Regions from separate parts of the Homo sapiens genome. Here region 1 is linked to region 2. Evidence: chromatin loops called from intact Hi-C (ENCODE). Cell type or tissue: ascending aorta. All regions are shown on one strand. Links, peaks and the distances in the headings refer to the core of each region. The heading gives the core; the rest is flanking DNA.

Region 1 (2,915 bases), core at 279-2,778, 72 kb after region 2:
ATCCTTCTAAGCTGTCTGGCCCATACAACTCTGGGTGGGGAAAACTGACACATTAATTTGCACTCCACTCTAGTCTCACTGGTCTAGCTAATATGACATTTCAGCAGGTCATGCCCATCATGAGGTAGAGTCTATTTTCTCGTCTCATGAATCTAGGCTGGCCTTGTGACAGCCTTGACCAGAATTATCCCAAGTACACAAGCAATATTCCTACTGTCTTCAGGCCTGGTTCCAAGCTGGTTGTGTAGGAGATGGTCACGGCAAAGGTTCAGTGAAGGATCACTCAGGAGTTCATGCCTCAAAGCTTTGTTTCAGCTTCTGCATGGCTAGAGTTATACTAAATTAGACAGAGTTTCACTCTTGTTGCCCAGGCTGGAGTGCAGTGGCACGATCTCGACTCACTGCAACCTCCGCCTCTCAGGTTCAAGCGATTCTCCTGCCTCAGCCTCCCGAGTAGCTGGGATTACAGGCATGCGCCACCATACCCGGCTCATTTTTTGTATTTAGTAGAGACAGGGTTTCATTATGTTGGTCAGGCTGGTCTTGAACTCCTGACCTCAGGTGATCCGCCCACCTCGGCCTCCCAAAGTGCTGGGATTACAGGCATGAGCCACCGTGCCCGGGATAAAAGATATTATGAAACAACCTAGCTCAGACATTCCCCACCCTTGAGGTTCAACAGCTGGGCAAATAACTTTCTCCTAAGTACCAGGTATGTACAAGACACTAAGTTGACATCTATATATTAATGCTTACAAATTTATATCTGAAGCATAGTCCTATCCTCTGAACACCGAGTCTATATATGACTTACTCCTGTTTACCTGGATCCCCAAATGAACTTCGGATCTCCCTGCCACAAACCCAGTGCTTCCTATCTGATTATTATCCTGCTGCTCAAACCTGAAATGTGAGTCTTTTTTGACACCACTACACTTCTCAACCCCAAGGTTCAAACACCAAGTCCTCAGATTTTACCTGCTAAATCCTTCTCTAACTTATCTACTTTTCTCCAACTCCACTGTCAATACCCTAGTTCAAATTACCATTACTTCTTACCTGGATTACTACAATACCTTCCCTTACTTGGTCTCTCTGCATCCTCTCTTACCCAACTCCAATCCTTTCTCCATATTGTATCCAGAGTTATCTTTCGAAGGCAAATTTGATTGTGTCATTCCCTGCTTAAAATGCTTTGGTAGTGGCTGGGCGCGGTGGCTCATGCCTGTACTCCCAGCACTTTGGGTGGCCGAGGTGGGTGGATCACGAGGTCAGGGGATGGAGACCATCCTGGCCAACATGGTGAAACCTCATTTCTACTAAAAATACAAAAATTAGCTGGGCGTGGTGGGGCGTGCCTGTAATCCCAGCTACTTGGGAAGCTGAGGCAGGAGAATTGCTTGAACCAGGAAGTCAGAGGTGGCAGTGAGCCAAGATCGTGCCATTGCACTCCAGCCTGGCGACAGAGCAAAACTCCTTCTCAAAAACAAACAAAAAATGCTTTGGTAGTTGGGACTACAGTAGATTGTTTTAAAAATGGTCACAGCCGGGCACGGTGGCTCATGCCTGTAATCCCAGCACTTTGGGAGGCTGAGGTGGGGGGATCACCTGAGGTCAGGAGTTCAAGACCAGCCTGACCAACATGGAGAAACCCTGTCTCTATTAAAAATACAAAATTAGCCGGGCATGGTGGTGCATGCCAGCTACTCGGTGGCTAAGGCAGGAGAATCGCTTGAACCCAGGAGGTGGAGGTTGCAGTGAGCCGAGATCACGCCATTGCACTCCAGTCTGGGCAACAAGAGCGAAACTCCATCTCAAAAAAAAAAAAAAAAAAAAAAAAAAGATGGCCACAATTATTCCCCTCTCTGTACTCATATCCTTTTGTAAAGTAACTTTGCAGCTCCTCCCATCATGAGGTAGAGTCTATTTTGCATCTCATGACTCTGGGCTGGGCTTATGACTGCTTTGATCTGAAGAATGTGGTGCAAATAATGCTGTTCCAGCCCTTTCTCCAATTCACAAGATTAAGAAGTCTCAGCTCTGCCTATAAAGACTCTGTTGCCAAAGCACATTCAAACACAAGGTGACACTCTGGCTCCATTAATGTCCTCTTCCAACAAATTTACTGGGATCCTACTATGTCAGGCCATGTATTAGACCTTAGGCCTACAAAGACAAAATACAACCACTATCCTTATGTAACTTATAGTCCAGAGCAATACAGGGTTATAAATGTTACCACAGAACTTTCTTCAGTATATAGGGGAGCACAAAGGAAGAAGCACGGTTCTGCCTATGACAGGAAAGATTAGAAAAATCTTCACAGAAAAATGATATTTGAGCTGAGTCTTGAAAGAAAAATAAGTTCTTAGCCAGGGAGAGAAGAGTAACTTTGGCTGAAGGATTACCAGGAACGGTGAAAAGTAAAAGGACAAAGACATTACAAGGAATGCAGAAGTTAACAGAACTATAAGCAATTTTTCATAGCTACTGATAGAATGTTGAGAATGGGGTTGTGTTAGAGAAAGATGAGATATAAGGCTGGAGGGGTAAGCATGATTAGATAACTGAGGGCTTTAGGAATGTGTGCTTTATTCTACAAGCAATGTATTTATAGATTTGGGATAAAGAGATAGTGGAAAGCAAAGTTGAAAATTCTGGAGAATGTTGAAAAAACTAATGGAGAAAAGGTTCCAGGAGTGGCAGAAGAAAGGGGGTAAAAGGCATAAATGAAGGGACTGGCCCCAAACTTCTTCTAATGCTGGAGGAAAGGAATCGAAGGTGGGTCTGAATAAAGGCAAAGTCATGGATGGGGTAGCTGGGGAAATCAGCAGGCCCATGTTTTGACAGGAGAATGGTGATGGTAGAGAACAGCTTCTGAGAGGAGTGGAAAGCTGGCCCAGGACAAATGGAAG
Region 2 (2,915 bases), core at 298-2,797:
AAGAGGACAGAGATAAGCTCTCCATAGTAAGTGGGTTTGCTGAGAGGAAGGAGGCATGGGAGGAGGAAGGAACCCAGAGAGATCTGATAAGAAAGCAAGAGAAAGAAACACGGATAATTTAAAATGGAGCATCAAAGAGAATAAAGACTCCTCAGGGGAGAAAATGGGGCAGAGAAAAAGATAAACCTTAGTTGACAAAGATAGATATGGACAGGTGAACTGGGATGCATTGTGGTGCAGAAAGGAAGAGTCGATAATGCTTAGTCTGTGCCTTGGGCTCATTAGTTATTCTCTCTGGGTCTCCAGCTCCTCATCTGTCAAACAGAAACAGTGACTACCTTGGTAGAATTAGAATAAATGCAGGCAAAGTACTTAGGAAATTGCATGGCACACAGTAGGTACAGATGTGGAGTTATTTTTCAATAGTTGCTGGTAGAGAAATGAAGTGACAGAAAAATGAGAAGGAACTGAAGGAAAGACTGCAGGTGACAGGGGAGGAAATAGGACAGAGGAGGGAGAATATCAAGATTGATACATGAAAAAACAACTTGTCTCTTTTTTTTGAGACAGGGTCTCGCTTTGTCACCCAGGCTGGAGTGCAGTGGTGCAATCACAGCTCACCGCAGCCTTGACCTCCCGGCTCAAGCAATCCTCTCAAGTAGCTGGAACTACAGGTGTGTGCCACCATGCCCAGTTAATGTTTGTATTTTTTGTAGAGACAGGGTCTCCCTATGTTGCCCAGGCTGGTCTCGAACTCCTGGGCTCAAGTGATCCTCCCACCTCAGCCTCTGAAAGTGCTGGGATTACAGGCATGAGTCACTGTGCTCGGCCAAACTTTTATGTCTTTACCAACGGGAAAATATAACTGGTTAACCAATATGGAAAAAGACTCTACCTTATAAATAATAATGTAAATGCAAATACAAACATCAATAAGTTACTATCTAACAATTTAGCAAAAATTTTAAAATTGATGGCACTCGTTGCTGGTTTACAAGAGTACACTCTAACCCACCATGAGAGTGTAATATGGTACACTCTTCGGGGGAAAGCAACATTGCAATATATATGCTCCATAATCTTTGGTCCAGAAGTTTCACGTGTAAAGGCCTATATACTATTGTAGGGACTTAAGCTTTCTCTAGGTGAAATGGGAGTCATGGTAGATTTTGGGCAGAGGGGATCTGACGTTTTCATCACCTAACAATGTATTTTTGTGAATACACTATTGTGAGTTGTGAATGATGAGGTGCCCACGAGAAGAAGTCAGGAAACGTGTCCTGGACCAGGTGTGCGCAGGGAACTGTCAAAGACTCCGTGTTTCGGTACTGCTAAGAGTGAGCCAGGGAGGAGCCAGCGGCAATGCTGGAGAAGCAATCAAGTCCAATTATGGAGGGCCTAGAGTGTGTGCTATGGAGTTTATATTTGATTTTACAGAATCTGGTGGAAATCGGTGGAAGGGCACTAAGAAGGGGACTGACTTGGCCAGATGGAGATTGGCCACAGGGTGGTGCTGTGGAGGCAGATTTGAAGGTGAGGCTGTCAGCACCTTCCTCCTTTCTAACAGACCCTGATTTCCGTGGCCGTCATCGGAAAGGCCCAGTGATTAGGGACAGCTGGGCTCCTCCCCAGCATCAGGAGGTGAAACTTGATTAGTTTAAGAAGCCAATCAGTAATTCCATTGCCTTTGCCAAGTGAAGGATTTCGGCATAGGATGCTACATAGTTCTTGCCAAAGAGAGCAAATGAGAAGTTGGCTGGGAGGCTACTAATACATTTTTCCTCACTTTTTAAAAGAGATGCAAGATCAGGCATGGTGGCTCATGCCTGTAACCCCAGCACTTCAGGAGGCCAAGGCAGGAGGATCGCTTGAGACCAGGAGTTCAAGACCAGCCTGGGGGCCGGCCAGGCGCGATGGCTCATACCTGCAATCCCAGCACTTTGGGAGGCCGAGGTGGGCGGATCACGAAGTCAAGAGGTTGAGACTAGCTTGGCCAACGTGGTGAAACCCTGTCTTTACTAAAAATACAAAAATTAGCCAGGCGTGGTGCGCACCTGTAATCCCAGCTACTGAGGAGGCTGAGGCAGAAGAATCGCTTGAACCCAGGAGGCGGAGGTTGCAGTGAGCTGAGGTCAATCCACTGCACTCCAGCCTGGGCTAGAGAGCAAGACTCTGTCTCGGGGGATGGAAAAGAAAAAGAAAAAAGGAAAAAAGATCAGCCTGGGCAACATAGTGGGACTGCGTCTCTACAAACAAACAAACAAACAAACAAAAAAATTAGCTGTGCATGGTGGCATGTGCCTGTAGTCCCAGATACTACAGAGAAAGAGGCAGGAGTACTGTGTGAGCCTAGGAGTTCCAGGCTGCAGTGAGCTGTGATTGTGTCACTGCACTCCAGCCTGGGTGAAAGAGTGAGACCCTGTCTCTATAAAACAAAACAAAAACAAAAAGAAATGCAAGACAAGAATGATTTCTTTTTCCTGACACTGCAGCAGCCACTTTGAGATAAGTCTGAGGACAAAAGTCCAGAATGTTGAAGATGGCAGAGGAGAAAGATAGAAAGAAACTGGGTCCTTGCTAATGTCCTTGGGCTGCCGAATTAACTGAATTAACCAGGCTTCCTGTTACAGAGAATAATAAATCAATCTTCTTTCTTCCTTCTTCCCTTCTTCCTTTCCTTTTCTTCTCTTTTCATGTGGCTAAAAGCATTCTATTATTTAATTTAATTTATTTATTTATATATTTTTTTGAGACAGAGTCTTGCTGTTACCCAGGCTGGAGTGCAATGGCACGATCTCAGCTCACTGCAACCTCCGCCTCCTGGGTTCAAGTGATCTCCTGCCTCAGCCTCCGGAGTAGCTGCGATTACAGGTACATGCCATCATGTGTGGCCAAATTTTGTATTTTTAGTAGAG

Evidence for each region. Peaks named below come from ENCODE experiments on the same cell type or tissue, not always from the same donor. Only the 100,000 strongest peaks of a DNase experiment are listed, where the experiment ranks them.
Region 1: a loop joins it to region 2, with 2.6 times the contacts of the local background. A loop is called at or near these places in 2 of 110 quality-filtered maps.

Annotation. Positions count from the first base shown.
Region 1 is chr1:44,906,075-44,908,989 of GRCh38, forward strand. The region is part of intron 5 of EIF2B3 (eukaryotic translation initiation factor 2B subunit gamma); the gene reads right to left. Among named protein-coding and RNA genes, the nearest start is that of PTCH2, 64 kb to the left of the region's middle. In ascending aorta, for the core only: no CTCF peak of the experiment used is centred there; no DNase peak of the experiment used is centred there; H3K27ac peaks cover 545 bases.
Region 2 is chr1:44,834,526-44,837,440 of GRCh38, forward strand. The region is part of intron 2 of PTCH2 (patched 2); the gene reads right to left. Among named protein-coding and RNA genes, the nearest start is that of PTCH2, 7.3 kb to the right of the region's middle. RefSeq lists an enhancer at 1,389-1,889. In ascending aorta, for the core only: a CTCF peak has its summit at 1,469 (motif pointing right); a DNase peak (open chromatin) is centred at 1,536.